Linked DNA regions of Homo sapiens: region 2 is linked to region 1. Evidence: chromatin loops called from intact Hi-C (ENCODE). Cell type or tissue: MCF 10A. All regions are shown on one strand. Each heading gives the region's core, and the rest is flanking DNA. Links, peaks and the distances in the headings are about the cores only.

The links. Peaks named below come from ENCODE experiments on the same cell type or tissue, not always from the same donor. Only the 100,000 strongest peaks of a DNase experiment are listed, where the experiment ranks them.
Region 2: it touches region 1 in a loop (2.5-fold over the local background); 10 of 110 quality-filtered maps call a loop at or near these places.

Annotation. Positions count from the first base shown.
Region 1 is chr10:113,049,975-113,061,701 of GRCh38, forward strand. All of the region lies in intron 5 of TCF7L2 (transcription factor 7 like 2), which reads left to right. Among named protein-coding and RNA genes, the nearest start is that of SNORA87, 10 kb to the left of the region's middle. RefSeq lists enhancers at 2,993-3,971, 3,972-4,950, 6,878-7,377, 8,169-8,797 and a silencer at 3,936-4,230. In MCF 10A, for the core only: no CTCF peak of the experiment used is centred there; DNase peaks (open chromatin) are centred at 6,587 and 6,867.
Region 2 is chr10:113,106,182-113,117,908 of GRCh38, forward strand. All of the region lies in intron 5 of TCF7L2 (transcription factor 7 like 2), which reads left to right. Among named protein-coding and RNA genes, the nearest start is that of SNORA87, 67 kb to the left of the region's middle. In MCF 10A, for the core only: no CTCF peak of the experiment used is centred there; a DNase peak (open chromatin) is centred at 5,920.

The DNA of each region.
Region 1 (11,727 bases), core at 5,907-8,406:
TGAGTGGGACCCAGATGCTTCCCAACTGTGCCACATCTGAGCCCTGCATGCCATCTGTCCAGTTGCAGCCTGACTGCAATGTGAGGCTGCTGAAGAGCTCTGGATGGTGTGAAGCAATCTGTTTTCTAGCCCGAGCCTGCATAGCTGGTGGATCCTGGACCGTGATTAAGTGCATCACCTAGGCTTCAATGAGATGGAGTCACTGTGTGTCCAAACAGTGGGATAAAGGCTTTACTCTTTGTCTTCCTGCTCTGAGGGCACAAGCTGCTTGTTTCTCTCACAAGGACACCGTCTGTGTTGCTCAGGTGCTGGGGTGAAAAAAACAGCAAGCATTTGAAAAGGCTGAAGAAGGAAAGAAAGCTGAGAGCGGTACAGCCTTGGGGACTGAGCCATCCCATTGTCCCAGAGGTGGGGGTGTTATCAAGACCTGTTTTTGAGCCATACCTCTGACTCTTCCTGGAAAGTTAGACCCAACTCAAGAACACACTAAGAGAAGTGTTTCCCCCTAGCCCTTTCAGATTGAAAGGAGACGCCAACCTTGATGGGTGGAGGTAGAAAATAAAGTCCCAAAACAGTGTCTTGTAAGCGAAGGGGAACATGGCTGGGCAGAGGGCTTCTGGTGAAACTTTTGGGAGTATTCAGTTGGAACTCAGGAAAAAAAAATTGTTTTTTTGGAAAGAGGTAGCAGCCCCCTTCAGCCAAAGCTCATAAATGAAGGAATGTCTGAGACTCAGAATTACAGTGACCAAGGCAAGACATTGTCAAAGGCTGAATAAGTGAGTTTGACTGACAGAGGCCATCTCCATTTTTAGTATATGGCCAAGCATCTTTCCCACAGTCTTCCTTGAGCCCCTTCCCATCCCACTTCTGAAAAGCACTGAGTTGGCCATTATTATGCTTTTTTCTTAAATTATGAAGTTGTTTTCAGGTATTGAGAATAACACCCAGGTGCTGAACTCCCAGCATAAGAAATCAAACATTCAAAATGGAGTAAGGTTCTGAAGCTGACATCTGTCTCTACACATTTTTTTTTTTCTGATAATGGCATTTCCTATCTCCACCCTCACTCTTTTTGTTGTGGTGAACTACACTTCCCTTGTTCCACTCGGTTCTGTTGCACATGTGATTAGGCAAGGGGCAGATATGTGATATTTATTATGAGTCTTTTCCACGCAGAGAGGATCTAAATCTGGCTCTTTGCAATTGCCTTCATACATGTGCATACACACCACACACACACACACACACACACACACACACACACACACAGACACATACATATGCACACACCCCGACTCAATGGAGGACCCTCATTTGTAGAAGGGTAAAATGGGTGAGGCGGAAATGCCTGTATGGCACCATGGAGTTCTGTGTAGCCAGTTCTAATCCTGGGCTATTTGGTAAGGAATGAAGTTGGAGATAGTCTTCTGTCCCTTACAACCAAAGGAATTCTAACTAATAGTTTGCCAAGTTTTATGTTTATAATAAAAAATGACATGCTTTTTCTTTTGGATTTTTAATGCTTTTGAATTAAAAATGCTAGAACATGAACTGATTCTTCTATCGCTATTTAGATAGAGCCTTGCAAGAGCAGAGCACGCATGCTTTCTTTAAGAACAGGTTGGTTTGTGGTCGTCTGAGGACTGTTTTAAGGAGACTTATTATACACAATCATCCCCCACAAATGATTTCTAAAGAGAGGCTGGTATGAAAGAAGGAGTTTCCATGATTCTGTCCTGTGGTTCTGGGGAATTCTGAAAATGAACTTTAGATATTTTTGTGAAATTCTTATTTTCATATTTTTGGTATCTCAGAGTTTTCTTTTCTGGCTTCTGTTTAACATACTCTTCTTTGCCCTAAATCTCTCTTATTTTTGCTCCTTGGGACAACTGAAGAATCCTTAGATAATTAATAGTATGAAATACTGCCCTTTTAGTTGAAAAATGTCACAATAATGTAATAAGATAAATAAGGAGGTGTCGCTTTAACCTGTATCGTGTAGTCTCCTCTACTTACTAACACTTACTTGTATTACTAGAAGCATTATTTTTTAAATCATGGAAAATTGGTGGCAAGCTGAGCATACAGTTGTTTATTTCTGTTTGACTGATTATTACAACTTCATTATTTGATGAAGGTTCTGTACGTTTTCCTTTAAGACACATAGAAATTGTGAGAAGATCCTGCAGCCCCGAAAGGCTACAGTGTTGATCCAAGGACTCTGAGCCGAGTGCAGGGTTTGTACTTGGACCTGCAGGCTGGGTGGCGTCTGTGGGAGCAGTGTGTTGAGAGAGATTCTGAGGCTGTATGTGTCAGGGCCTCCAGGGGAAGGATGCATTGATGGATTAATTTCTGCCAAGGCTGAAAGAGGAGAGAGTAAGAGGCTGTAGAGGTGTCACAGCTGTCATTGCTGTTTTAGGCAGTCAAGCTTTTGGGAAAGTGTCAGAAATTGAGCCCCCTACTGGATCTATCGGAGCCCTGTCAAATGTCCATTTAGATGTCCTGGTGAACAAAAGTTCTCTGACTCACCATTTAAAAACTTGTTCCAAATGAAATTATGGGAGAAAGGAACATTTTTCATCCGAACCCAGAATGAGGATGTACCCAAGGAAAAGGACGTAGGCTCAGGAGCTGGACTGTGGCTCAGCTGGCCTGATGTATCCCACTTTGTTCCTCCCATGGCTGGGATGTCTCTTTGCTCTCCATGACCCATGTATCTTGAGGACATGACACATGGACCAAGCTTGAACTGCGGATTCATTTTTATGCATTCTACCTGTGAATGATTGCAGCGGATCTAGTCGTATTTCTGAGAGTTACTCAAACTGGACTTCAGCAGTGAACTCTACAGTTCTCTTTTCCTCCCACCTTTCTATTAGACATTGCATGATACAAAAATCAAGATATTTCTAAGAGGGTGATAACTTCAATGTTATCTAAACTTTTAATTTGGAAGAAGAGGGGTTCTTTGTTCTTTTTAAAAAGATACAAACGAACTTCTTTATCTGATTCTTTTTTTGGTGCAAACCCATGATGCCTTCTTCCTGATTCATCTGCTACACTGTGAGTTCAAGCCTGGCGTGGGACACAGGCACAGCTCTCATGCCAACGATCTCATGGTTAAGTTTTGGAACATAATTTGAAAAATGTAACCCATTGAGAGGCAGTAAGGACATACGGTGAGCTAGTGCGTGTTTGGACGTCTGTGTGGAATAAGTGAGTGGGTAGAGAGGACATTTGTCAAGGAGCGGGAGGGCGGGCCATTGGCTTGGGGGAAATGGGCTGAGACTCTAGGGGTGGCCAGCACCGCATACGGAGGCCAGCAGGGTTGGGCTTGGCTAAGTGCTGTGGTGTCTGGATGCCTATGTGAGTTTCCTCCAGAAGTTTTCAGTTGGCAAAGTAGAACCTGCTGGATATGTAGCAAGGGTGTGGATTGTCGGGATCCTGCTGGGCGCAGGCGTGTGATACCAGAGGTCAGAACAGAAGCTGAGGGATGAGGCTTTGGGAGCTTTTTGTCATGCACTGTCCTGGAGCCTCAGTTACTACAAAGTCTGCAAATGATAGACCGGAGCTTTGGTTCTGCCTGATGCTAGCTCCCCTGTTCCTGATTTTTCTTTTCAATATTAGACTTAATCCCAGAATTCACATGTTGAAAGAAAACTTAGAGGTCTAGTGACATAAAAGCCTCATTTTGATCGTTACAGAACTGATGCCTTGAGAAATGGAGAGAGAAGTACACGATCATGGTAATACTGGATGTTCACTGAGCACTCACTAGCTCCAGGCCTTTTCTAAGTAATTTATGAAGTTGTCAGGTTTAATCCTCACAACGCCCTTATGAATGAGCTATTGTTATTATCCCGATTTGGCAGATGAGGAAACTGAGGCTTGAGGGGAGGATGACGTACTCAAGGTCACACAGCTGGGAGGCGGCAAGCTGGAAGTTGAACCCAAGGAGTCTCACATCGGAGCCAGGACTCTCACCCTTCAGTGTTATGCTGCCTTAATCAGGCACACATACAGGCGGGGAGAGGCAGGTTTCCGGACACCAGACTAGGCTGGTGCCGGTCAGGCTACACCAGGGAACCTGGAGGCCTGTCATTCTTTTGTGATGCTGTTAGTTCCTGTTGAGGAAGTGAGGCTTTGTGGGTTCCCAGGAGGAAAAGGTATGAACTCATGGCAAAAGAAAGGAACCAAAAAAGGGAGATTTGCATCACAATGAGCCTTCTATTCATCCTAAATTATACCTCCTTTTATACCATGTGTGTCTGCAAACTTGTGGGTAAATCACAAATCTTTCTGGTAAGTTACAATGGATGGAAGGTTTTTGCATTTCTCTCAAATCACCAACCATTTAATGCTATGTGTAGTCACTCCCTAATCTATCTTTTGTATAAATTTGGATCTTTGAGTATTGGGGTTTTCCATGATGTTTGGCAGTTCCCCTTAGGGTGTCTATCTCAAAGTTTGTCACACTGACAAGCTTTGGGGAGAGAAGTTAGAGGTGGGCTTCCCTGTTTTTAGTGGCTGTGTCTGATTGTTCTGTCTGTTCTCCAGGACAGGAGAGATTGATTGCTTTCTAGCTTTTTTTAAAATTAAAACAACAACAACAAAAAAATACAGAAAGGTACAAAGGATAACAAACACATTCATGTACCTGCCACCTAAAATAACAATTACTAATCTTTTCACCCTCCTAGCCCATGATCTTCCCTCCCAGGCTGTTATTAATATGAAAACCGAGTTCAGGTTTTTATACTTTTCGACATCTATTTATATTAACGTATGTATTATAAATAATCTTAGTAGTTTTTAACTTTGACATAAGTGGCTTCACATTCCACATAACATTCTGCAGCATGTTTTCTTTTATTTTTATTTTTTTCTTTATTTTTAAATTTTTATTTTGCAGCATGCTTTTCTTATTCAACATTACATTTGAATTTTTTCAACATTGTACATTGAAATTTAGCTCATTCTTTTTAACTGCTCTGTAGTATTTATTGTATGCATATACTACAGCTTTCTATTTCTGTATTGATGGTTAATTAGGTTGCTTACAGTTTTTTAAGATTACAGATTCTGCTGTAATAACCATCCTTTGGGCAAGTGTATGTAGGTACCTATATATGAGTTTCTCTAGGATTCATACCAAAGTAGAGGAATTGGTAGGGCATTGGTTTGCTGGTTTTAATTTTAATTCACATGCTATTGTCAAGCTCTCCAGAACAACTGGATGAGTTGATTGGATCAATGAGTATTTCCATCACCAGCATATAAACTCTTTCCTCATAATCACACCAATGCTTGATCCTGTTGGACTTAAAATTTTTGCCAATTTGCTGGGTATGCAACGGCATCTTACCTAATTTGCCTTTATTTGATGACTCCTGAGGTTGAACATCTGGTCATATGTTTATTTTCTCCTCTGTGGCTTGCCTGGTTTAATGCCTTCTTCATTTTAAAGAATCAGATAGTTTTCTGTTATTGATTTATAGGAACTCTTTATATAAGTTGAAAACTTGATTATATGTGTTGGAAATACTTTTTCTAGGCTGTGATGTTTTAAAATATTGCTTTAGATGGGTTTTCATTTTTACCTTTTATTTTAGAGATGGAGTCTCACTGCATTGCCCAGGCTGGATTGCAGTGGCTATTCACAGGAAAGAGCATAGTATGTTACAGCCTCCACCTCCTGGTACCAAGAGGTCCTCCTGCCCCAGCCTCCTGAATAGGTGGGACCACAGGTGCACATCACTGTGCCTAGCTTTGGATGGGTTTTGAAAGAAAGAAGTTTTAAATTTTAATGCCCTCAAATTCATCTGTATTTTCCTCTGTGCTTTTATTTTGTACCCACTCTAAGTAGCTCCGAATTCTGCAGATAGTTGGTGCAGGAATTCTGATTTTGAGTGGACATCTGCTCTCTAACAGTCACATTGAAGGAAATTAGGTTTTTTTGGTAGGAATCTAAGCAAGGGGTTGATTTGTAAACTAGGCTTTAAATATGATTTTAAGCAACTCACTTAGAACAAGATACAAAAATTGTGGACTGGACCTATATCTGGAAAACTTGAAAGTGCTAGGGCAATAAATAATTCTTGGTCACATACAGCCGAGATCCTGGGCTCCTGACTCTGGGACAGAAGCTTTCTATATTTTATCTCATCAGTCTTTGCAACAGGCTCCTTGAAGCAATTTTATCCCCATTTTAGAGATAAGAAAACCAGAGCTTAAAGCAGTTAGATAATTTATGAAGTAAGTGGCAGAGCCAAGATTCAAATCCAGACCTTTCTGACCACAAAGCTCGTTGCTGAATACCGCGCCTCATTGCCTTCTTGCGAATTACTTGGGATTTGTTTGAATCCCAAAATCTTTATATGTTATTTTAAATTTGAATCTAATTGGAAGTGGGGCAGTGAGGGTAGAGGACAGAAAGAAGGGGAAGAGCTTGAGACTCAATAATAGAAACAAAAAACCCGTCTCCAGGAGGGCGGTTCAAAAGGAAGAATTCCATATTTCATGTAACTGAAACGTTAAAAGCCCAAATAATTGCATCATGCAAGTCTGATGCTGAGTAATCACCCTCCCCCATATTATTGGGGAGAGGGGGCAAGAAGTCTGGGAAGCTGTTTTTGCCTAAGGAATTACATTCCAGGGGACTCTGAGGATTTAGGTAACCACAAAAGCCATTTATTTCGAGTACACTGAGATTTCTACCACTTTGATCCCTAATCCATAGCATAATTAATAAATGAAATGTGCTGTAGCATGGGTTTTTTACAAAGTGTACTTTTAAAATGGCTTTTGGTCTGACATGATTCATTTGCCACTTGGAAAAGCGTCATCGCCTCAGATGGGCAGGCTGGGAGAGGCTGCCTGGTGGGTAGCTGAGGGCGGTTTCCTGGGGCACAGTTCCTGCCTTGGGCCTCTACAGAGCGGTCTCATCCAAACATCTCCCAGACTCTGCGTTTTCCAGGAAGCGTGCAGAAATAGGAGGCCAGTACTGAAATGCTATCTGCTCTGTGTATGTCAGAAGACCACAAACCACTTATAACAAATGAAGATCTTTTTATTTGTTCTTATCCCTTTATGTCACTTGAGGAAAGTTGCTGTGAGTAGGTGATGATCATTACAGTGATCACTGGTTGCCCAAACTGAGAAGCCAGACATTTGGCTTGGTTTCTCTCCCTTCCTCTTGTCTCTCCTACCCTGTAAACACATACTTGGTGATTACCCATGGGGAGACAAGACAGGCTGGGAATATATACTTCTGCAACTTCAGCCTCCTGGGTTCCAGCGATTCTCCTGCCTCAGTCTCCAGAAGAGCTCGGATTACAGGTGTGCACCACCAGGCCCAGCTAACTTTTTGTATTTTTAGTAAAGATGGGGTTTCATCATGTTGGCCAGGCTGGTCTCGAACTCCTGACCTCAGGTGATCTGCCCTTCTCGGCCTCCCGAAGTGGTGGGATTATAGGCGTGAGTCACCGAGCCTGGCCCCAGGCAATAATATACCAGTGGGCAAGAAAATATTCTTGCTCTCATGGGACTTCTGTTGGGGGTCAGGGTATAGGGAGGAAGGCATAGAGATGAAAACCAGTAAATAAGTAACAGGGGAAAACATTTTAAATACATTAATAACTAATAAAATAGAAATAAATCTGTTGGCTACTTAACAGGATGTGCCACATTCCAGATACATTACGTTAATCCTTATGATCTTTGGGGGCTAAGTATTAGTATTCCATTTTACGGATGAAGAGACTGAGGCTCAGAGGGAAGGGAGGTGGCTTTTCTCAGGTGGAAAGCCAGACCTTTTCAGTGGTCATTCAGTTCATAGCTAAGGTCTTATTTTCTGTGCTCTCTGTCGGCTGAAAATGGGCAAGGTAATTTCACATAGTGACAGGAGCCATGTCAGAGAAAGAGCAGGACAGTGGGACAGAGAGGGACCAGGCTGGGGGCTGTTTGAGATGGAGGGTCAGGAAGAACCAAACTAAGATGTGAACAGTGGGAGGTGTTGGAGCTGTGGTGCTTGCCTAGAAGGACCCTCATCGAGCAAATAGAAGCTTCTGGCAGGAAGAAGTTAATGTCTTGCGTGTGCCCTATGTAGGTTCATTAGGGCCTTTAAAGGGGGAAGAAGGTGGTGGCTATAAATGTTACAATCTTACCTTTGGCCCCTAGGGATTCTGTCTTTCAACCTTGGTTCAGTAACAACTTGTGACTGCCCAACAGGGCTTCCTTTCGGGAGAGAATGGCTTGTTACATTCAAATATGCCATGAAAGTATCACCATTTATTTCAGTGTCTGATGCCCCAGCTTGGGCAGCCTGAGCAGGCTCTGAATGGGTCTGAAGAGGCCCTTTAGAGTAGAGATGAAGAGGGGGTGGGGAATCCTCAATTCTAAACAAAGAGTCTGCAATGGGAAGATGGCCAAATGCTGTTTTTGGAGTGGGTGAGAGGGAAAAGAAAGGTATAGATGGTTCGTTGGAAAATGTGGTTTTATACCGGGTTTTGGTGTCAGGTCCCCGAGGGCAACATGGACTCCACACTGTGATCCTCCGGGCAGCTCATAGCCCCAGCCCCTTCCTTTTGCTTCCTGGTCAGTTTGTGAGAAGGAGGGGTTGTGTCTCCAATCTGAGCAATAAGGGGTCTGAGGGGGGTTGGATCCATGTGGCTTTCCTGTGTCTTGTTCCTTGTAAAAGTTCCAGGTTTTGGGTCGTGAGCTGTGTGTGTGTGTGTGCGTGTGTGTGCGCTGTACGTTAATATGGAGAGATGGGCTTGGGCCAGTGGGAAATAGAGAGACCCGCAAGCACAGAGTGACAGGGTTTGATAGTAAGCAGCAGGCCAGCGTTGCTGCTTTTATTCCTCGGTAAATCCTTGCACAATGCCATATGCTCTTGCATTCCGTAGCTGCTGCATAGGGTGTGATTTAGTTAATGCCCGCTCTGCAAACAGGAAACGGTGCTCACTGCTGTGTATGCTTTTCATGGAGATAAAGTGTCAGGAGCAAGACCCCAAACCTGCGAAATCACTAATGCAACCGCCCCCCATGCCCCAAAAGGTGGGAGTGGGGGATAAAAAGAGTAGGAAAGTGGTGTGGGGAGGGGAAGCTTTAGGGCCATAACTCAGACAATTTGTCAGGCAGTGGCATCGGTTGGGAGGAAAATATTGATGTACACTTTTTGTTTTTGAACCTGAAGTTTGGGTTTTTTCGGATGCATTGGAGGACTTTTAAATGTTTTCGGAGTGCCAGAGTTTGGACTGTTAGGTCACCGTAGGTACCGGCTTGCATATCATTTCAGAGGAATATTTTCAAAACTCCATAAAAACATGCGGCTTTCAAGGCTGGACCACTTGTTCAGGTCCTCCTCCCACCCCCCACCCTTTTTGGCAAAACCATGCAAACATTGGTATTCAAAAATATTTTGTTACTTTTCTTGGCAAAGTGTTCCAAGAAGGAATTGCAACACAGTCTCAGAGTTAGGAGGCAACTTTCTGGGGAAAAGGCGGGGGTTGGGGAGGTTTGGAGTTTGAATCAAAAACAGACACCGAAGCTTTAATAAAATAAATGAAGCGGAGCCCTTTCAGCTCACGGTGGACTGTGTTGGTGCGCGGGTCAGGCTTTAACGTGCCTAGTGGAAATTGACAGTCTGAGAACTGGGACATAAACAAAAATGTCAGTCCCTGGGAGTCTTGTTCACTGGACAATGTCTCAATTGTTCCTTTGGTTTTCAAGGCAGCAGGGAGAGTGGAATATTAACTGTTTACTGCCCAAAGCTGGCTCGGAAATTGCTTGGAGAAGGGGAGAAAAAAGACAGAAAATCACATTTTTTATTTAGAAACTATTAAACATGTCAGTAAGAGATAGGAAAAGAGCAGATTGTTTTCTCCTTAATTATCTGCCATTCACTTCCATATTTCTGCATACCATTTTTGGGGTGTGTGTGTGTGAAGGAACAGCAGGGTGTTTCTTTTTAAATTTGAATGTTAGCCTTGCATATTGTCAGTTTTTAAAGCTTGCTGGCATGTAGATTATCCGCCCCCGGTGGATATGACAGTGGGCTTTAGGAAAGGAAGTGTGATTTCTGATAACATTTACATCTTAGCTGTTCAGCGGATACCCTGTTAGTGTTTGTTCTTCAGAATGCTCAGATAGAACAAAAATCAAGTGGTTGGAATTTTAAAAAACAAAATGTATTTGGCTCTCCATAAAAATGCATTTAGTGATAAAGGGGGGCAGCAAGTAACTATGTCTGAGAGAAGGAATTGCAGGCACAGAGGAGATCCAGAATTCTGTTCACACTTGAATTTACTTGATTCGAGAAACAAACAGCAAAGCCTGGTGTATTGGCCTTTATCTGGGCAAAGTTCAAAACTCAACTGGTAATTATGTCCTTAGAAGCCTTAAAAGGACTGTGTTGTTACAAAAGCAGTGACTGAGCTTACTTCTTCAGGACCGAATGCACTCGAGTTGTTTGTTAGATAAACTTGTTTTAATAAATGGGGGGGTCAGGGGAGAGGTTTCTGTTCTTGGAAGATTCCCTGATAAGTAGCTTTCTTCTCTTGGAGAACTTCAGGCTTTCTCTCCAAGCGAGGGGTTTGCAGGCAGCTAAAGTCAGCTTCGGCTTCTGCTTCCTGTCAGTCAGGAAGTCACTTCCTTAACCCAAATTACAAGCTAGAGCACAACTCCCCAGCCATACCGAAAAGAGCAGGTTTTTCCCAGAAGACTGTGTTTCTAGATGCGGAAGTGTAAATTGGTACGCTGTGTGATCATGGAATGCCCAAAATACATAGGGAACAGTGTTGTTGGAAAGAGGCGCTGTGTCCCCAAGGAGAAGACGCCGCCCAGAATGGCTGGATCGCCTGTTGTGGCTGAGTGCGAGGCAGCTGTGGCTGGCTGCTGTGTGACGATGACCTAGTAGCCACCCATGTGGAGTCCTGGCTGCCTCAGAACCCTATCACATCTAGGCAAAATCTTGCATTTTTTATCTGGGAGGCCTGAGGACTTCAGGGCTGGTGGATAGTAAGCTCCTTGGTTATCTCACAGATACAAGAGGTCTTGGGAATCCACGATCAAACTTGATGTGTGCGTTTACCCTCCTCCCTTTGAATCTGTTATTCAAATATTTAAGCCTCCAACCTTGTGGCCCCTACCTGCACCACCCCTCACCCCCCCGACAAAAATCAAGCTCTTGACCTCATGGCTTCTTTCAGTGACCCTTGGGGGACAGGGTTTCCCAAGGCTGGTTGCCAGCTGGCATGGTCCCCCGTTGGTGAAGTGGAGACCTGTGTTTTTTTGGTCATTTTGCAAAGAGCTTATGGATGACAGCAGTTCTCTGTGCCTCGCTGGGACAGAGTGTATTCTGAGGTCCAGCGTCTGCATGGAGATCTGCCTATCCTTCACTTGGGGTGCTCAGTAGATAACGCGGCCACTTTCCTATACATTTCCTTAATTTAAGGGAACAGCGTAAACTCAGCCCAGGTGGATTAATCTCTCCAGTGACTTTTGAAACTTCAATTTCCAATTTCCCTCTTATGTCTAGGTGTGAGTGAGGATACGTGTAGTAATTGTCGCAGGTATTAGTGAGAAAGGGTGCAGATCACACAAATATTTCACACGTTATTAGTTGGACCAGACTTTGGAGGCAAGGGAGGGCCGTGTCACCTAGGAAATTTGCTCTTCCGTGGAGATGAAAGGGCAGTGAATTAAGTGCCTGCTTTTTCTCCCTTT
Region 2 (11,727 bases), core at 4,674-7,173, 55 kb after region 1:
TGGTTGGGGTGGGTGGGTTTGTAGAATCTGTTACAGAATCTTGGAATTGTGAGAGCAGACTGATAACTCTAACCTGACCACTCTTCAAATCCTCTCTTGAACAGTGAGGAAGCAGAGGCTCAGAGAAAGAAGACTGCTGTAAGATCAAGCAATCGTGTGTAGCCAGACAGTGGGAGAATCAAGACTAGAATCCAGATCTCTTGGTTTTCCTCTTTCCCCTCGGCCACCTCCGATTCAAGGGAGAGTTTAATTTTGTGAACCATTCCTGTTAAGTGCCATTAATTTCAAGGTCTTTCTGGATTAGTGTGTGAAATTCAGTGTGTTCAGTATGAATTCACTTATTTTCCACTTGAAATCCTGATTTTTCTCGGATGCCCCGGGTGTTGATATGATGATCAGGAGGCTCGTGATGGTGATGAGGATGGATTAATATAATCATCTCTGCTAAAGGTTAACGAGAAAGCAGTGAGCTGGAATTGATACATAAAAAACACTGAAAACTTTTCAAGCAGTGAATGTGCTTTAGCGATACATAGACAATCAGATCTTACCATTTATGTGTGTATTTTGAATGATGAATGAATAACTAGTCTTTCCCAGAGGACTGGTATTTGGGAATCTTTTTATAAAGTGTTGCTTTCTGGGCTTTCATTAAAAGCTCAAACATAGAAATGTATGAAAATGATCCTTTGAAAACAAGTTTGGCACCAACACTATGTGAGAAAACTTGAAAAGTATATAGGTTGTGGATCACCAGTTCTCGAACTCAGGACCACCCTGACTGAGTTGACCATGATCAGAATGGATGCAAGAGTTCACTGGTTTTATAATTTTTGCGAAGAGCTGTCTTCTGCCCTTAGCACTCCCATGTCCTGTAACCAGGAAACAAGCCGGTGCCCTGGGTTGAGTTCAGCAAGTTTGTTTTGACTTGCAGCCCATCATGGGAGTGAAACTCTCATTATGTAATGTTAAACTGGGCCTGGAATGTCAGCAGAGCTTGGCCTGCCAAAGCTTGAAGGGTTGGTTGGGAATGGACTATGTTTAGTATGACTAATCCAGCTCGGCTGGGTACTGGGTGGGTGGGTGGCTCTCTGAGGAGGGAGGTATGACTTGGGCTATTTCAAATCTTAGCACTTTGTATAAACTCTGTAGTCCCTCCCCTCACCCCCTTCCCCTCCCACAAAAGAAGTTAAGCCTTACTGACCAACCAGTACAGTCAGGGGCTGTTGACTGATACCCAAGCCTTGATGTACACATTTGTGGTCAAGACATCAAGTTGCGGCCGGGCGTGGTGGCTCATGCCTATAATCTCAGCACTCTGGGAGGCCGAGGCGGGTGGATCACGAGGTCAGGAAATCGAGACCATCCTGGCTAACACAGTGAAACCCTGTCTCCACTAAAAATACAAAAAATTAGCCGGGCGTGGTGGCGAGTACCTGTAGTCCCAGCTACTTGGGAGGCTGAGGCAGGAGAATGGCGTGAACCCGGGAGGCGGAGCTTACAGCGAGCTTGCAGTGAGCCGAGATCGCACCAGTGCACTCCAGCCTGGGCGACCGAGCGAGACTCCGTCTAAAAAAAAAAAAAAAAAAAAAAAACAACAAAAAAATCAAGGTACATCACTTGCAATTAGGGAAATAATGCTTTTGGGTCCTGTGAAATAATGGTGTTTCTTAAAGCAGCCTATATTGGTCAAGCGTTGCTGGCAGGGGCACTTAGTAATTAAAGCAATTACACAAAGTAAACATTAGGTTCCTTAATAAAAATAGCAGTGAACCCTAGTAAAAACTGAATGTAAGGAAAGAGGTGGGCTATTTTCCTAATAAAGATTCCAAAGTATAATTTAGGGTCTGTCGGCTGACCTTCTTGGTCTTCCTTTGAGAGCCTCCAGCCCCCTTTGCCCCCATACTTCCCCACCAAGCTTCCTCTTGGCTCTTCTTAGGGGACAAAAGAATCCCGTTTTTATGCAAATGTTTTTAGCTGGAGGTAGAATAATCAGGAACCATGTTTGCACAGTGATCCTTAAACACAATGTGGACCCCCCCACCCCACCAGGCAAAGGTTGCATTTTGGTGAGGATGACAGAGCCCCCAGCCTCTGCTCCGCCTGAGGTGAAGTGGGGAATCGCTTTTGTCCCTTCCCTGATGAATGGGTGTAAAGTGTTCACTGAACCTGGAAACACCTCCTTTTGTGTCCGGTGCTCTCCTAACACAGGCCGTTAAACTTGGGGCAATCGCTCATGGTGGGGGATTGAATGGGGCCATTGTGGGGGGGAGGGGTGCACACTGAAGCCATTGTGGGCATAGAGATGCCATTGTTTTCTCAGTATTAAGAAAAGGAGTAGGACTCTAGGGACCTCCAGGCATCAGTGTGGCCGACCACTGCACTGACTGCTTTTCTAGGTTTGCATTATCCCTGAGGAACCCCCTAGCCTGAGAGGTTGGGCAAGGTCAGCCTAGGCTGGCAGCACCGCGGGGCGCCCCCTGCAGTATGGACGTGGTATTCCCTTTCCGGCCTCTGCAGGGCCAGGGCGCTCCATTTCTTCCCAGGACTGCCTGCCCTGGTCGTGGCCGTCATTTCTGCAGGGAGGTTGCTGTTTTCCTCCAGGCATCGGAGTTAAAAAGCATTTGTTCAAAAATCACTTCTTCCACTTTAGGAATAACATATTCTCCCATTCCCTGCCGGTGACTTTTTCATTTAATTTTCGTTTTGCCATATGGTCTTTCAGAGGCACTCTGATCTTAATTATAGTATTCAGCCTTTGTTTATTTAAAAATCAGAAGGCAGATAGGCTATTGAGGGTTTATCTGTACTAATTGTACCACCATACCTGCCAACTGTCCCCTTAACCACTACAATCCCTGCCGACAGTGTGTATACACAAACACACGCGCGTGCACACATGGGCCACATAACGTAATGTGTTGATCAGAAAGGAGCGTATTTCCAGCTTTAGAATTGCCGCACTGGCATTTTCCATCATGAACCCCTGCCATGTAGTGTTGACTTGAAGGGGATTTAGCCATGGGATTGGGAAGAGCAGGGAGTTAGGGTCAGAAGACCTGAGCTCAAATCCTGATTCTGCCACTTACGGTGTTATCTTGGGGAAACAATTTTATTCCTGGAGTCTCAGTTTTACCATCTATAAAATAGGGATAGTGCTATCAATGTCCCAGTAAGGGTGTGGGATTTATTTTTTAATTTTTATTTGTTTATTTATTTTTTTGAGACAGGACAGGCTCTGGCTCTGTCGCCCAGGCTGGAGTGCAGTGGTGCAATCAAGGCTCACAGCAACCTCCCCTCCTGGGTTCAAGTAATTCTTTTGCCTCAGCCTCCCAAGTAGCTGGGATTACAGGCTCCTGCCACCACGCCCAGCTAATTTTTGTGTTTTTAGTAGAAGCAGGGTTTCTCCACGTTGGCTAGGCTGGTCTCGAACTCCTGACCGCAGGTCAACCACCTGCCCCAGCCTCCCAAACTGCTGGGATTACAGGCATGAGCCACTGTGCTGGCTGGGTGTGGGATTTAAGTGAGATATTATGAAAGGCTGGTGGATGTGTTAAGCATCCTGACATCTGGTGTTCAAGAGTTAGAAAGTGAAGCCCCATACAGCTTTTATAATCAACAGGCTTAGATGCAATGGCCTCAGTTGTTTTTTGAAACATAATGTGCATATGGTTCATTTTGCTGTTTTACCTGCCTCTTTGATAACTTAAATATTCTAATTAAATCATGGCTTATATCAGAATGTATAATATTTTATAGATCTTTTAAAAAGTGACTTGTTTGAAGATTATAACATCATTTCATACAGAAAATAGCTTTGCTATGCTTACATTTTGAAAACACCTGTTGAAGCCTCTAAAGAAACATGTTTATAAAATGTTAAACACGTCAGTTATATTTTTGGTTTAAAACAAGCATGATAATTCTTGACTTCTTCCTCTGAATTTGGGAAGCTCTTCTGTTAGAGAAATCAATTTTTTTCCTCCCTGATGCCTGAATAAAGATGCATTTTAAAAAATATTATCTTTGTAGATAATAATGAACTTTTAGTTGTTATACTAGGTTCTAATAACTTTTTCATCAGGCCATCACAGTCTGAATAATTGTAAAAAAGTCAATTGTAGAAACTGTTTAAAGAATTTCCAATTCTAACATTTTCTTTGAAATGTTTGAGATTGTCTACTGGGGTTTTTTTTTTTTTTTTTTTTTACGAATTTTTTTCCTAAAAGATTTTTCAGAAGCAGTGTTTTCACATGTAAATATCTGCAACAAACAGCACTTAACCAGTCCTTAATTGGTTCTATATATTTATACGTGAGACACAGCAATAAACATGTAGTATACACATGTCTTTGGTAAAGGAAGCTCTTCTTCTCACAAGCCTGGCTGCCCCAAAATTATAGTGAAGGACAATGTCGATTCTAATTGCTGGCTTTTGACCCCTACATCTATATATTTTACCTAATTTATAGTTGGAAAAGGAGCTAAAAATGTTAAAAGGGTTCATGCCAGTAGTTTGAGTTGTTGTAGTTTATAAAGCCCTAAAATTAAGTATGGAAGTACAAGAAAGCCTATGCTATGTACTGGGTCAAAGAGAAGAAATCCAAATTAATATTAATTGGTATTCATGAGCAATCCCTGAGTGCCCGTAATGTTTCTGTCCCAATCATAGACTAATCTGGCCAATTGTATGGGTCAGACAAAATAGCCAACAGCTCTGAGTTTAGATTGGTATGAAAAAAGGGGATCTGACTGTTAACACCATATTCCCCAAGTCTGTAATGTTCTCTGACCTCCAGTGCAAATAGCTGTTCATCTTTAGATGATTTGACAGCATAATTTAGCATTTGGGATTCCTTTTTTTTTTTTTTTCTAAGTGGTGATTAAAAACTTGTGCTTCTTCTCTAGCATATAAATCAAGCTTTTCAGTTATATTTTCCGGGGCATAGAATAATTGAAGTGAATTGAACATTGGGCTGGATGGTCATAGAACTGGTTTCTGTTAGAGGTTAACTGACTTTGAGGAAATTATACCATCAAGGTACTCTGGGGTGTATCTGTCAGCTTTTTGACAGTTGTAAATAATTATCTCCCTCTCTAGATTATTAATTCCCTGAGGGCAGGACTTTGATTCACTGATATATCTATCTATCCCTAGTGCCTAGAACAGAGCCAGGCATGAAATAGGCACTGAATCAGTATTTATTGAATCAGTGAATGAATCTCCAAGTGCACCTAAGGGAAGGATACCAGGAAGAGTCTACTGTGTTTATGGAAACAGCAGCAATAATTCCTCCTCCTCATTTTCATTTGCTGAAATTACTAACCAACTGGGTGCGGTGGCTCACGGCTGTAATCTCAGTCCTTTCAGAGGCCAAAGCAGGAGGATCACTTGAGCCCAGGAGTTTGAGACCAGCCTGGGCAGCATGGTGAAACCTCATTTCTACAGAAAATGCAAAAATTAGCCAGGCGTGGTGGCATGTGCCCATCACCTCAGCCACTCGGGAGGCTGAGATGGGAGGATCACCTGAGTCCAGGAGGTGGAGGCTGTAATGAGCTGTGATCACGCCACTGCACTCCAGCCTGGGCAACTGAGTGACACCTTTTCTTTAAATAAATAAAATAAATAAATAAATAAAATTATTAACCAGCTAATCTCAAATCAATTCTTCTAAATCCTCTGAGCTTGTTTGTTTTTCTGTCTGTAAAATGGGGCTGTTTTCATGTGAGACTTAGATTATGAGAAATAGTCACGCCTAAACTTCCTTGAGGAGATGCTAGACAAAAACAAGATGGTTTTGAAAAAAATAACACCACCGTCCAGACTGTACTAAGATGCCTGGTTGCATTTGAAACCAGTTTCACAGTCTGCTTTGGGCAGGTGATTGCGACATGCTTTCCATCTGTGCCTAATGGGAGTATACTCCCAGCTCCACATGGCAGCAGGAACATTGGCAGGGCTCTTCTGGAGAGAGGAGAGAGCCAATAGGCGTTGCTATGGTGGAGGCATGACATAATTCAATTTTACTTTATTATTCACTGGATGTGCCCATTGTATGTTAGCCTCTGGGTATGTTTACAAGGAGCTTAGGAAAGAGGTAGAGGCTGTGTTGTCTGTAGAGGCTGTGCTGTCAGCAGAAGGGGCCAGGCATGTTCACACACACACACATGCACACATGCGTGCACACGCACACTTCTCTTCCCTGGCATGCAGCACCAATCTTGGGGCAGAGGTGAAATCACCACCCGGCTAGCGACTGGCAAGGCTCAGAAGGACTTGCTTTCCTAAAATCTCCTCCCCTGGTCTCATAATTCCCTGTAGCAGCTTGGGGCTTGGGTGTGTGCACACCTAATTTCTCTGAGAACACATACGTGTTGTAAAGGGCACAGCAATTTCCCGTGCTTACTTAATAGTGTTTAAATCAACTTACTGGATTTGGGTGCCTTTCCTTGCCAACATTCCTAAACTTCATGTGAACAGCAAAAGTTCAAAGTCCACCAAAACATCATTTATTTGTTAATGAAAACCAAGCAATTTCAGAATGGGATCGTACTGTCCTGTACTGTCACCTTCTCTCTGATGTTATGGAGGCATGTTGTCTTTCTCCAGAGGCAAGCAATATTGTGTTTTAAGCTTATGAGGCAATCATGGGAGGCGAGTTTGGCCAGTGTTTCTGTGTATTCAGATCCTCCTCCTTTTAAAAAGAATAAAATAAAAGGTAGAAGGCTTTTCCCTGATTATGCTTTTCTGGTGGGTTTCTATTTGTCATTGCGGTTTATAAAATGGCTTCTTCTCCTCTGCTTCCAATTCATTTGTTAATATTAACTCTTGGTTGTAGCAGAGAGTCACCGTTATCTGAAAAGCAAATTCCCTTATTTTTGTCATATTGATGTAGTAGCAGTAGTTAATTAGGGACCTCATGAGTGACAGGAGTTTTTGGGTTCTATAACCAAAAACCCAAACACTGGCCAACCCGGTCTGCCTTGTCAAGTCGGTGAAATCCTGACAGCTTGCAGTTTCTTCAGCCTCTCTCCCTGCACTTCAGTACAGGAGCAGCCCAGTAATAGTCCCGATCGCTAATAAGAGCACAAACACCCGTAAGCAGGTGAATTGGAAATATTGTCATTTTGACTACATCAACAACTTATAACTTACCAAAGCAACTTGATGTCCTTACTTAATTCTTCCCCCGCACCTCCCCACCAGTGCTTGATTAACAAACTGGTCAGTGGCTATTTAGACATGAATCACAGGGCATAGGACATCCTCATAGGATGAGCTGCCTGGGCTGGACACACTGGCCAGGTTGATGACTTCTCTTGAAAGGGGGGTTCTGTGTTGCTCGCACCTTCACCTAGAAGGAGATGTGAGGCATTTCTTAGAACAGTGTTCACCCCCTTTAGAATTTGTGACCCTTTGTCCTTGTTAGTCTTGATGGCTTCCAGTTCTCCAAGCCCCAAAGAACTGTGTGGTTTCTCTTATTTCTGCAGCATTTAAAGAAATTAAATTAGTTTTCCTGGGCTCCTCACCATCTAATTTGTTTCCCATTAGAGATAAATAATGACGTTTGGGGCATCATAAACCCAAGGATTTCCATGTTAGTTTTCCAAGGACCTTTTTTTAAGAGAGAGGGGAATAAGAATATTTGGGTCAGATGTTTTAAGATGTTAAATATAAAAATCAGCCTTTTAAGAATCAAATGCAAAGCCAGTCACTTAGCCTTGAATTTCCCACTGTGATTCCACTTTTCAAAACCCAGGATGACCATCATGATGGGTTTCGTTGGACTATCAGTTGTTACAGGTCAAATCATAGTCTCATGATTGTTAAAATCTTAATAAGGCCCCCTCTAATCCTGTGAGTTTTCAGAAGGAAATCCCTGTGAACAATCCTGGAATTGCTTTGCCTGGTAACATCTTATTTACTGACAATATCCCCAGCTGAGCTCTCTTGGTTAATATGTTTGCTCTGGCACTGTAGTTCCTTTTTAATCAGAAATGCTTATCAGTAGGTTGCATGGTTGGGGAAAATGGCATTTATTTTGTAGCATTTTCCCAAGGAATATTGGATGAATATTCCTTTAGTACTAAATATATAATGGTCTTTGTCTTAAGAACTTATTAGCACTGAGATTTCTGTGTTGGAATTTTCTTTATTGATACCGGTTTGTAGGTTCTGGAGAGTCCAACTGATATTTTTTTGCATCTCGATCAGAAGCTCTGACTTTTTGGTCCTTAGCAGAGAATACATCCCTTGATATCTTGGAGGCGCCCTTAGTGGAGTCAATGGTGTGTGGGCTTAAGGAGAAGTCAGGGCATTAGCAGGTCTGTATTTTCCTCCAGCGTGGAGTTTTGTCATTTCTAATGATGACAATCTATCAGTCCACATGGTTCAAAATGAAGATAAATTGAATTAATATATGTGAGTTAACTGACTCATTGATATAATTATACTGTGAGGATTTCTTTAGTGTAACCTAACACATTTAGTAGTGTTAATTGTAATGGCTTTGCACGGGAGCACTTAATTTCCTAAGCAAACAGAATAATTTATTAATTCTCAAAAAGCGATTTCAAGGCCTAGACTGAGAGAGAAAGAGTATGTGTTTTACTGTAGTCTCAGTTTGCTTTGGCTTATCAGATTGAAAATTGCTAAGAATTTTTTTCCAGATTCCAACTTGTTATTGCTACATTTCCATGTGTGCCCAATTCAATAGCGTATTGAAATGAAAGTAGGAAATAGGTACCGTCCAGTAAATCTTAATTAAGTTATTGAAAATTGAAGAGCACTGAATAATAAAGCAGTTCTAATTGCAGTTAAAACTGTATTGGCAGCAGATATGCTTGAACAGGGATGATAAAACAGCTGAGGAAGAGCGTTGGATGGCAGAATCGAAAAAGGGTAATACACAGATTAAATGCAAAACTCAAATGTTTTGTGAAATGTAGGCAAGCTGTGTAAACCTATTTTTTGCTGGAAAGCATGTTTTCTGTCATGTCAGAAATGATCACAGGAATCCTTTTAATATTCATTTAAATAGTTTTTAATTGGCTTCAGAGAGTTTAAAGTTCAGCATGAAGGTGAGATCTAAGCTTACTAATTAGATCGAATGCAGTTTGACTTAAAGAGCAGACTTGATAATTAAAGAATTTCATACCAAATATACATTTTGAAAACATTTCTTTTCACATCCTTGAGGTAAAATGAGTTTTCCTGAATTTTTTCCCTTCTTTTCAAATAGAAATTTCTCTTACAGAAAGATGATCAAATCTTGTATCGCTTGTTAGAAAATGACAAACCTCTCATTTGTTTGTCATTTAGCCAACATCCTGTGTTCAGGTTATTCTAATTTTTTTTCCCATCCAAGTAGAATTTTGAATTGCACGGAACGTTGTGATGAACACAAGTTGTTGTGTCTTGTGTTTTTCCCCCCACCAAGTTGTTTGATGCTGTTGAAATGGAAGGCTGAAGTAGAAGGGGCACTTAAGCAGTGAAGGGTTTTTCTTTGTAAATAATAGATCAAGAGCACTGGATCTGTATCTAATGGAGCTGTGTGCGGCCTCCATTTCAAGGACAGCGCGCGGTTTTAAAAACCACAACTACCGACCATCCCGTCCACAACCTGTGGTCAGTTTTGTGAATGTGTGTGCGTGTGTCTCTGCTTGCCTCCTCTAATTCCTTAGCACCCTTCCCCCTTAAACAGGCTGCTGTCACGTCATATTTGATTTCATAAAGTTAAAAATAGAAACCTCAAACAATATGAAGATGTGTATCGATATAGCTCCTTACCTGTCTTCTAATATTATGGAATGATTTGAGGAACTTCAATCCTATTTTACTCAATGTGTGAATGAGCCTATTTGACTATGGTAGGCTTTCTAAGAAAAGGTAGATGTATGTAGCTGACAACAATGCAGAAATGTTTGTCTTAGGAGCAGAAAAACTGGATTGGTTATGTATAGTTTATCATGATAATCTGATGAAAAATTAAATTTATCATTTTCTCCCTCTTTTCCCTTCCCCTTCCCCTTTTGTAGGTTATAAATATGTTCTTATATTTGCCAGTTTGAACTTGTGTTTGAAAATCATAGATTTGATACTCTCAAGTATTGTGGTGTTATTGCATACAATTCCTAAAAGCACAATAGGACTTTGTTCCCTCTGAATTTGAATTAGTTATATTTTATCACTTATAATCTAAATTAGACCTAATTAATATTTTCCCTTGTAGTGTAATAGTGCAAACATTGCCAGTATCTTAAAATATGTAGTCTCTGTTAAAAGCATATTTGAAAACAGAAAAATAAACATTATATGTTAAATATCAAGTAGGAGTCTATGTAAATAAAATAGAAATGAAAGTACAGATTAAGCCTGGGGATCCTTTGCTTATTTGTGAAATCGTTGTTTATAAGATTACAAGGTAGTTACTGTAAATTGAAACATTTCTTTTTTTGCTGCTTCCCCCCCGCCCGCCCCAAGTGCATCCTACACATTTGGGCCTATTTTTTAAAAAGGGTTAAATAGTCTTTCCTTATAAAATAGATCCATAGATAATCTAGGTAAATAGATTTTAAATCATACATTTTAATATTTTTTATTACATACAAAAATAAATGTTGAAAGCTAATGTTCCTAACACACTGCTTTCTTGAAAGAAAATCATTAATCTTCTCAAATGCAAGTGTAAAGTTGATCCATTTTAGCTTTCTTGTCCATAAATTGTTGATTATTGGTTTTGAAGGAAAACGCAGTATGAGTGTGGTTTGAATTTTAACACTGAAATCATAGATGTACAACATGTTCATTGCAGTCAAATCACAAGCAGAGAGAACCCATTTGAAACAATATTTAAAACATTCCTGTCGGGGCATTATTTAATGGGAATGATAAGTTTCAGATTTTAGGTTTTAGAAAGTTGAGGTTGGCTGTACATCAAATCTACGATTTAACTGCTTTGAAAGAACGCCTTTGCTTGTCTTCAGGGGGAAACAAATAACTTAGGGGACATCAGTTCATTCTCTAACAGTCTTTCATCCCTAAGTATAACAAATTGTTTCTTTTATTAATGTGGTACTCGCACTATGGAAGCAGTTCTTTGGGGAAAATAATCAGGAAGATATGCTTTGCTTCTCCTAGATGCTACAACCTGAAATATGTTGCTACCTTCCTTGAAGGGATTTTCTCTCTCTCTCTCTCTCTCTCTCTCTCTCTCTCTCTCTCTCTCTCTCTCTCTCTCTCTCTCTCTCTCCCTCTCTCTCTCTCTCTCTCTCTCTTCTCCCCCCAACAAATATAGCTAACGTAATAGAAATTACAGAACAGGATACAATGAGATTTCTTTCCCTTCTCTCACAGCACGTTTTGGTTGGCTAGGAGAAGGCAAGGTATTGGAATATGATTATCCCTATTTAAGGAAAAAAAGAATGATATAATTTGTCATCTTACCAGTTCTCGGCATTCTTTGTGGTGCGCGCTTAGTCAATGCCGGGAAACGGCGGTCTGACAGCTAATAGATATCTCTGCCCTCAATTGTTTAGACATTTTTTGTCTTTTGTGACATTGAAGAAAAGACAAGGAAGGGAATGGAAGCAACTAAAAAATGTCAAAAGATCAAAAAATCAATGGGCCGCAGGAATGCAATCTGTTTACCGGGGTGTAGCTGCTGTTTCTGCTCCGCCACAAGTCCGAGGCGGTTGTCTGGGGCAGGCACCGAAGTTGCGTCGCCT